Linked DNA regions of Homo sapiens: region 2 is linked to region 1. The links are chromatin contacts, found by Hi-C or POLR2A ChIA-PET in ENCODE. All regions are on one chromosome and are shown on one strand. Each heading gives the region's core, a stretch centred on a gene start or an enhancer-like site at or near the end of the contact. The rest is flanking DNA. Distances are from core to core; before and after follow the strand shown. Region 1 holds the start of METTL2B (methyltransferase 2B, tRNA N3-cytidine). Region 2 holds the start of CCDC136 (coiled-coil domain containing 136).

The links. A loop is a pair of places that touch in the nucleus more often than their neighbours do. ChIA-PET counts read pairs that join two places held with the same protein, here RNA polymerase II (POLR2A). Pooled maps may share reads with other maps.
Region 2: a loop to region 1 is called in a map with no recorded cell type, with 11 times the contacts of the local background. The contact joins the promoter of CCDC136 here to the promoter of METTL2B in region 1. A Hi-C loop is called at or near these places in 1 of 37 single-sample maps with no recorded cell type and 7 of 50 pooled maps. POLR2A ChIA-PET finds 5 or more read pairs at or near these places in 1 of 52 experiments (activated CD4-positive, alpha-beta T cell).

Annotation. Positions count from the first base shown.
Region 1 is chr7:128,474,157-128,478,748 of GRCh38, forward strand. METTL2B (methyltransferase 2B, tRNA N3-cytidine) reads left to right here and starts at 2,592. Exons shown (of 9, transcript NM_018396.3): 1 at 2,592-2,719; 2 at 2,926-3,017. The coding sequence starts at 2,610. RefSeq lists enhancers at 2,429-2,478, 2,699-2,868.
Region 2 is chr7:128,789,448-128,794,039 of GRCh38, forward strand. CCDC136 (coiled-coil domain containing 136) reads left to right here and starts at 2,521. Exons shown (of 18, transcript NM_022742.5): 1 at 2,521-2,980. The coding sequence starts at 2,965. RefSeq lists silencers at 1,628-2,097, 1,636-1,904.

The DNA of each region.
Region 1 (4,592 bases), core at 1,342-3,841:
CAGCTACTCTGGAGGCTGAAGCAGGAGACTGGCTTGAGCCCGGGAGGTGGAGCTTGCAGTGAACCGAGATCATGCCACTGCACTCCAGCCTGGGCGACAGAGCAAGACTTCGTCTCAAAAAACAAAAACCAAAAAACAAAAAAAAAACAAAAAAAACAATTAACTACCCTTGTCCTTGGCTAACAACCTAAGGCAATAATCCAGAATGAGAGTTTTTAACCTTTACAAGCATTAAACCCATGCCACCCACTGAGCTATAAGAGTTCTCCTTACTTACCACCAGAGGGACCCTTAGTTCCTCTGAAACGTGGCGTTTCTGAAGCTACAATCCAGTATAAAGTCTGACACCAGAGAACTCACAGCCATGTCAAACTTATGCAAAATTATTTTAGGTGCTTCGAAAAATAGGTTTTACAGGCCAATCAAATATAATTGTATAAAATTAAGTTTAGGCCGGGCGCGGTGGCTCACTCCTGTAATCCCAGCACTTTGGGAGGCCAAGGTGGGCGGATCATGAGGTCAGGAGATTGAGACCATCCTGGCCAACATGGTGAAAACCCATCTCTACTAAAAATACAAAAAATTAGCCGGGCATGGTGGCGGGTGCCTGTAGTCCCAGCTACTCGGGAGGCTGAGGCAGGAGAATGGCGTGAACCCGGGAAGTAGGGAGCTTGCAGTGAGCCGAGATCACGCCACTACACTCCAGCCTGGGAGACAGTGCGAGACTCCGTCTCAAAAATAAATAAATAAATAAATAAATAAAAATAAAAAATAAAATTAAGTTTAGGATACTTTAGCACATTTCATAGAAAAAAGGCCAAAGCTGTTTGACATTTAAAATGTCTCCATTGGAACTAATATAGTAAATTCAAGTGAAGACAATGAGCTGTCTGCAAGAAAATATCCAGTGGGACTGTTGATTGGGAACACTAACAGCTTTTAGTGAGGGGAGAATAAAAGCCCACAGATGAGAAAACAAGATGCCAGAAATAAATGTAAATCAACCACCATATCTGCAAACAGCTGGCCTTGAGAAAAGATAAAAATTCCTTGTACTTGTTTCTGGGTATGGAGCTTGTGTTCAAAATGTTTCCAAAGACCACAAGAATGGCAAAAGCATATTGTCTTCAAATGAAGTACAACTTCTTTACTATCTTTTTGATTAACTTGTGTATTTTTCTTCCTGATTAGAGAGGCTTAGAGCTTGTTCCCATTTCTTTGGAGGAAAAGTATAGAATCATTCATTGCTCCCTGTAGTTTTACCTACAGAAAGAATTTACAATGGAATAAACAATTACTGGCTGGGCACGGTGGCTCACACCTGTAATCCCAACACTTTGGGAGACCGAGGTGGGCAGATCATTTGAGGTCAGGAGTTCAGGACCAGCCCAGGCAACATGGTGAAACCCCATCTCTACTAAAAATACAAAAATTAGCCGAGTGTGGTAGCGCGCACCTGTAATCCCGGCTACTCAGGAGGCTGAGGCAGGAGAATCACCTGAGCCCAGGACATGGAGGTTATAACGAGCTGAGATCCAGCTACTGCACTCCAGCCTGGGAAACAGAGCAAGACTCCGTCTCAAAAAAAAAAAAAAAAAAGTACTAATTACCAATGTGCTATGTCTAGCACTGCACTAACCCTTTCCTTTTTTAAAAAAATTCATCTTTCCCTTTATTCTGACATTATGACATTAAATAAAGTCCAAGAGATATTGGGCTGGTCCTTGTTTGGTCTCTGCCCTTTCCTTCTTTTCCAAGTGGTATTCATCATGCTTCTCTTGGAAGTCTTCTCAAATAACCTTATGTCTATAACATACTTTCTTCTAGATTCTTTTGAGAGTCTATTTGTATTAGATCTAGAAATAGAAATGTAAGGCTGAAATGTATTACTATGACAAACTGTATGTGTGTATTACAATCTTAATTGTGCTAATAAGGATAATTATAATAAATATAATATGGATGATTCAAAAAGGTTAGATGGTTATAATTAAAAAAAAATTGTCCTTGGATATTCCATTTGATTTGCTAAGCCTCGTGTTCTCTAATTTCATATATCCATCTCCCCCACCCCAACCAAAATATATATACACACTGTGTATACATATACACCCACACTATGAAGAGCTGACTATAGAAGCTGGAAATTGCCCTGTTTCTTTCCGCTGCTTGCTACCTTCTTCAGTTCTGGACATCGGCTCCGCAGTGGAACTAGGTAGCCTCAACTCTTATAATGATTCAAGATTATTCCTGTTTTACAACTTGAGGGAAGCTGGGGAACCTGTTAAGAGGATCCCAGCAATGAACTGGGCCTCAAGTGGAATGTCTCCCACTTTCTGCCTAACCTGCACGTCCATCAGCACCTCATCAATGAGATACGACTCCTCCGGGGAGAATTTCCCCCTGCCTGGTCCCCTTCCCTAGAGAGCCCTTCGCCAACCCTGGGAAAGCCCCAAACGACAGCTCCCGAGCGCCACCCGGACCAGACTCCAGGACCGCCCTGTCCCGCCACCCTTTTTCCCGCCCAGACTCCACGTCTTCTGAAAGAGGGCGTGGCCCGCAGGAAGTTCTCGCGTTACGGAAAGTGAAGTGTTTCCGGCTCCGGTGTCATGGCCGGCTCCTACCCTGAAGGTGCACCTGCAATCCTCGCCGATAAGAGGCAGCAGTTCGGAAGCCGGTTCCTGAGCGATCCGGCGCGCGTCTTCCACCACAATGCCTGGTAATCACCCTGCCCCCTCGCCCGGCCTGTCGCTGGCCGTCTGTCCCGCCGCCTCGGAGCATTCCGAAAAGCCCCTGACCGCCGGCCACGAGTCAAGCTGCCCTACCCGAGGCACTCTCCAAGGGGAGAGAAACTCCTAGGCCAGCGACTCACCCTGCTCGCAGCCAGGACGTGAAGCCCCTAAGCTGCCCGTTTGATTTTCTCAGGGACAATGTGGAGTGGTCGGAAGAGCAAGCCGCGGCGGCGGAGAGAAAAGTCCAGGAGAACAGTATCCAGCGGGTGTGCCAGGAGAAACAAGGTGCGCTTAAATGGGCTCTCGTTGGTATCAACAGCCAGCGTACTGCCGAACGCGCCCTCCCGGAGAGGCCAGGGAACCGCGGCCGCCCACATCCTTTATTCCTGGCCTGATGCGGATCTCAGGAGTAGAGCAGGACAGGGAGGGGATGAGCAAGGAGGGAAAAGGGCTGCATTGTAACAAAATCTTAAGTCGTAGAGGGTTTTTTTAATATATAGTTTTACTTTGGAGGAGGGTAATTTTGTCTTTAATTATGTTGAGTAGATCCACGTTGATATGGCTAGCCAATGACAACTGTGTGGTCACGCGATCATCTTAGAACCTGTACTTTTTACATGATTTGCATTTTCCATGAGGAGATGTTTCCATTGAAGCTTCATTTAAGTGATTAGATTCTAAATATTGTTGGGAGGGGGGCTAATGACTGGTGACTGTGTGTCTATTACTTGTGTGATGGTTATGAGAATTTAGGGCTTCAGTCAAGGAAAGGTGGATGCAGCAGAGTGGAGATAAGTCTGGCCAAAGAAAAGGAGGCCCCTGCTTGAGAGGTTGATGATTTCACTGCAAAATATCCCTAGATAGTAAAACTAGGACTGATTGTTCCAGACAATTGAAGATAGCACTACAAATTTAGTACCTGCTGAAAGAGTTCTGTACAACAAAAAGGTTCCAGTTACAAAACATTCACCCTGCATAGTCTGACAGCAACTAGATCAAAGCAAGTTAATAGTTAAAAGGGATTTTGAAAATCATGTGGTTCAATATTCTCTTTTTATAGTTAAAGACACTTGGACCACAGGACATTAAGTGCTTTTCCCAGAGGTAAGCAGTCAGTAGTAGCAGTAGTGGAACTAAAATCCTGTTTCTTAGGGAGTCTTGGTTGATTCAGCAGGTGAGTTGTGAGTTGTTAACACACTTCTTAGTGGATTCCAACTTCCATTGTCACCGTCCTGCTCAATTTGTTAGGTTTTTATTCTTTCTACTACACTAGTCAAGGCCCCCTGAACTGGCAAGAGCAGTAAACTGAAATCTGGGACTGTCATGATCACCTTAAAAACAGCCTTCATTTAAACTGTCCATACTTTTTTTTTTTTTTTTGGAGGCGGAGTCTCGCTCTGTCACCAGGCTGGAGTGCAGTGGCGCGATCTCAGCTCACTGCAATCTCCTCCTCCCTGGTTGAAGCGATTCCCCTGCCTCAGCCTCCCGAGTAGCTGGGACTACAGGTGTGCACCACCATGCCTGGCTAATTTTTTGTATTTTGGTACAGATGGGGTTTCACCATGCTGGCCAGGATGGTCTCAATCTCCTGACCTCGTGATCCGCCCATCTTAGCCTCCCAAAGTGCTGGGATTACAGGCATGCGCCACTGCACCTGGCTACTTCTAGGATTTTTTAATAGTTAAAAGTCATCTGGCTGGGCGCGATGACTCATGCCTGTAATCCCAGCACTTTGAGAGGCTGAGGCGGGTGGATCACGAGGTCAGGAGATTGAGACCATGCCTGGCTAACACGGTGAAACCCCGTCTGTACTAAAAAATAGAAAAAATTAGCCGGGCGTGGTCGTGGGCCTGTAGTCCC
Region 2 (4,592 bases), core at 1,271-3,770, 320 kb after region 1:
AACATCATCATTAATAGGCAACATTTAACACCACAAATATGAAATCATGTTAAATGATAAGACAGGGCATTAACTGGGTAGCTGGGAGATTGACCTTTAACTCATTTATCCTGTGTCAGAAACTCTGTCAGATGCTGGAAATACAAAGATAACTAAGATCCCCCTAACCTTCAGGAAACTGGGCAGAGCCCGGACAACCCGGAGGGCCTGGTGCTGTTACAGACAAATAGGGGCGAGCACCACAAAAGCGCCTAGTGGGGCAGGGATGGGGTGCCAGTCAGAGAAGGCCACCTGGAGGTGACCCCCAGCTGAAAAGGAGGGGGAAGTCCAGGCAAAGAAGGGCTTCCTTCCCGTGGAACAGGGATGGCTTGTGGACGTGGGAGCCTGTGGGATGTCAGAGACATTTGAGCCAGAGCAACTCCATCTTGAATAGAAGCTGGGTAAAATGAGGCTGAGACCTACTGGGCTGCATTCCCAGACGTTTAAGGAATTCTAAGTCACAGGATGAGATAGGAGGTTGGCACAAGACACAGGTCATAAAGACCTTGCTGATAAAACACCTTGCAGTAAAGAAGCCGGCCAAAACCCACTAAAACCAAGATGGCAGTGAGAGTGACCTCTAGTAATCCTCACACTGTTACACTCCCACCAGTGCCATGACAGTTTACAAATGCCATGGCAACATCAGAAAGTTACCCTACATTGTCTGAAAGGGGGTGTCAGGAATAAACCACCCCTTGTTTAGCATATCATCAAGAAATAACCAAAAAAAGCAGCCCTTGGGGCTGCTCTGTCTATGGAGTAGCCATTCTTTATTCCTTTACTTTCCTAATAAACTTGCTTTTAGTTTATCCTATGGACCTCCCTGAATTCTTTCTTGCGTGAGATTCAAGAACCCTCTGTTGCGGTCTGGATCCGGATCCCTTTCCTGCAGCGGGGGGAACGCAGACAATACTAGCCCTCGACCTGTGAGTGGATGTGCCAGAGAGGGGATCCGCGTGTGTCCCTGGCTTAGGAATCTTCCAGCCATTTCCTGGATGTGCTGGGGAGCCCCTGTTCCCAACTGTGCCCACTTCTATCCTTGCCGAGACCTGCCGAGATGTGAGAACTGCCTCTTCAAGAGCCGGCACCCAGTAGTCATAGCCTGAATAAACGAATGGTTGAAGACGTGAAATAAGCCCCCTGGGCTTCCAAATCTCCCTTCCACGAGAGTGAACATCAGTCGTGCCCACTCTGAGCGGGCTACTGTGGGGGCGTGGCTCGCAGCCCACCGGGTGTGGGACCGGAAGGGAAGACAGGGCGGAGGAGAGGGGGTCTTCCGGCCCTGAGGCTTGATGGGGCCACCGGAGGGCTCCTCCTAAGAGGGTCCTTGGCCCTGGCTCGGTGGGGGGTCGCGGAAAGCGGAGAGGTCAGGGCCCTGCCGTTCGCCCATCCGGGCCTCGACTTCCCTCCTCCGGCCCCCAGGCTGCCGAGGGGCCACCGGGCAGGGGTGGGCAGGGCCTGGGGCCGGAGTCAGCGCGGACTGCTAGGTGGGGGCGCCGGCCGGGCGGGGGAGGGAGGGAAGGAGGGGCGCGCGTGTCTGCGCTTTTGGAGGAAACAGTCCCACCTCGTCCTTTGCCGTCCCCATTGCTGAGCATGACCGGGCCCTGACACCTGGTGCAGAAGGGTCCCTGGGCACAGCAGACCCCGGGGGGACCCGCCGCCAGAACCAGGGGATCTCGCTCCTCCCTCTTGGGGCAGCCATAAGCCTAGGAGCTCCTGACGCTGTCCGGGCCCCGCGGCTCCCCGCGCTCTCTAGGGGAGAGCCTTGGGGCGTATCCGGGGTCGCGCTCACCCTCCCGCGCCGCCCCCTGCACGGGCTCGGAGCTCCCGAGTGCTGGGAGGGCTTCCGGGCGGCGGCGAGCGGCGGGGGGCGGTGTCAGGAGGCCCGGCCAGGCCCCGCCCCCTCGTCCGCCCTCCCTCCCTCCCTGCGCACCCGGCTCGGGTCCCCGGGCTCGCGGCTGCGGCTTCTGCTCAGGGAGGCGGAAGGCGGCGGCGGGAGCGGTCATGGAGGCGGGCGCCGGAGCCGGCGCGGGAGCCGCGGGCTGGAGCTGCCCGGGCCCAGGTCAGAGCCGCCCCTCCGTCACCTGTCTACCGCCCCTCCTTTCTCTCCTCCATCCCTCCTCCTTCCAGACCCCCAGGTGCTCCCGGCCTCCGCGGCTCCCCTTTCTCCGCCCAAAGTCTTCCTCCCTCCATCCTGGCCTCCACCGGGGCCCGGTCTCCATCCTTCCGGCCTGGGACTGAGGCTTCCGCGCACCGGCCGCATCCTGCCTGGTGGTCCCTCCCCAGCGCGTCTCTCCACTTCAGTCCGACGGTGCTTCCAGCCTTCGGGACTGCAGACCCTACACCTCCTGCAGCCCCGGAGACTCCTGAGCGCGGGGCGAGGGTGGGGTGGGCAAGGTCCAGCGAGAGAATGGGAGGAGAGGGGAGGGGAGCGGTCGCAGCCCTACCCCTTCCCGCACGCCCCCCACTCCTCCCTCCCTCCATCTGTAGGCCACCTCAGCCTTTCAGCCTCTTCTTCACTGGCTCCCGCCCTCTTTCAGTCTTGGCCCTCTCCTCCCTGTCCCCCCGGACTAAATACGCACACCCCCTCTTTCTTTCTGTGCAAGCAAGAGGGTCCTGGAACAGCGGGTTCTGAGGAGGCTGGGAGGCAGGGCTGAGAGGTGGCCGAGAGAGAGGAGTCGCAGAGCCGCCAGAGTGAGTCAGGCACCTCCACTGGGATTACAGATCCCAGAGCCTCGAGGAGCTGGAAGACATGTCCCCTTCTTTCCTCTGCACCCCAGCCCGCAGCCAGCCCCCCACCCCCCAGCCCCTCCTTTCTCCCTGCTCTCAGGACCCACAGTGACCACTCTAGGCTCCTATGAGGCTTCCGAGGGCTGTGAGAGGAAGAAGGGCCAACGCTGGGGGTCCCTGGAACGACGGGGGATGCAAGCTATGGAGGGTGAGTTTTCCCAAAAGGCTTCTTTCTTTCCCCTCCCCTCCTCCCTTAATTCCCTTCTTTCCTCCCTCTGACCCCCAGGCCTCTGAGCCAGGACACAGCCCTTCCCTCAGTTCATCTTAGCCCCTCTTCCTGCAGCTCAGAGCTCCAGCCCTTCCCAGGGCTCAGGCTTTGACAGAAGTTCAGGATGCATCCCTTCGGGACCCCAATCACCCCCCAGCTAACCAGGTTATGTGTCCCGAGGGAGCTGCCAGACAGAGAAAGAGGCCTTGTTGGACAGAGCTTTGAAGCAGCCTTTCAGCAGGGGGTTTGTCCTCACTGCCTGCCGACCCAGATCCCAAGCTGTCTCTTATTTTAAAAAGCAAGGAACTGGGCATGTGAATTGTCTTTCTGGGGCCACCAACATTAACTTCGAATGGAAGCCTGTGGCTTTGGTTCTTTAGGATACCTTATTGCCTGAAAGAGAGAGCCTAGGAGGGGGCGCGTGAGGCCATCCTCCCAACACACGTGTATCCCCACCACACCCATGTGACTTGGCAGTTGCTGCCAACACCAGGCCCCTGGAAGGACGCTGGTCCATTTGCCAGTACTTCCTGTGAAGTGTTGCACGTTGCACATTCAGTATGGGCAAACCTGCTCCCCCTAAGGGGGACAGATGGCACGAAGGGTCCCAGTTGAACCTAAGGCTGCTGATATTAGATAAAGTAAGACCAGAGATTCAGAATTTTAAAACAAAGCAAACAATCACCATCCAGACAACATTTTGCTATTTATAGGGACTGCGTTGCAGTAAAGGAGCGGGTGCTCACAACCAGAGGCTGGGGGCCAGCACCAAACCCCAGTTTTTTTAATGCATTAAAATGGTAGGCTTTCTTTTACACACAAGTACAGCCTAAAACTTCCCCTGAAATCTACTTTGTGGTCAGCAGAGTAGGAGGGGCCTCATATGGCTCAGCTAGGGGAGAGGAGACCTTGTGACATGCAGCAGGGAAAAACAAGGTGGACCTTGTAGAAAATTTCAAACAGGTATTTAATAATATACATTTGAAAGGGCGCCCGAGTTTGTCCAATGAAACCTCTACAATCAGATATTTTCTTTCTCTACCTGCTGACGGGCAATGTTTTCTTATTATGGAAAGGCTGATTTTTCACAAGCCACCTGGATAGTTTTTGTTTGGTTGTTTTTGTTTGTTTGTTTGTTTGAGACGGAGACTCACTCTGTTGCCCAGGCTGGAGTGCCAGTGGCTCGATCTCGCCTCACTGCAACCTCCAGTTCCCAGGTTCAAGCGATTCTCCTGCCTTAGCCTCCCAAGTAGCTGGGATTACAGGCGTGTACTACCACGCCCAGCTAATTTTTTTGTATTTTTAGTAGAGAAGGGGTTTCACCATGTTGACCGGGCTGGTTTGGAACTCCTGGCCTCAAGTAATCCACCCACCTCAGCCTCCCAAAGTGCTAGGATTACAGGCATGAGCCAGCATGCCTGGTCAGTTTTGTTTTGTTTTTTAACTTTCAAGAAATCTCCAAACTGTAACTGTTACCCCATTTGACCGAAAGATCCGCTCACTGTCTCCTTTCTTGACTACTTGTCCTGCTACTCAGAGGCCAGCCTAGAAG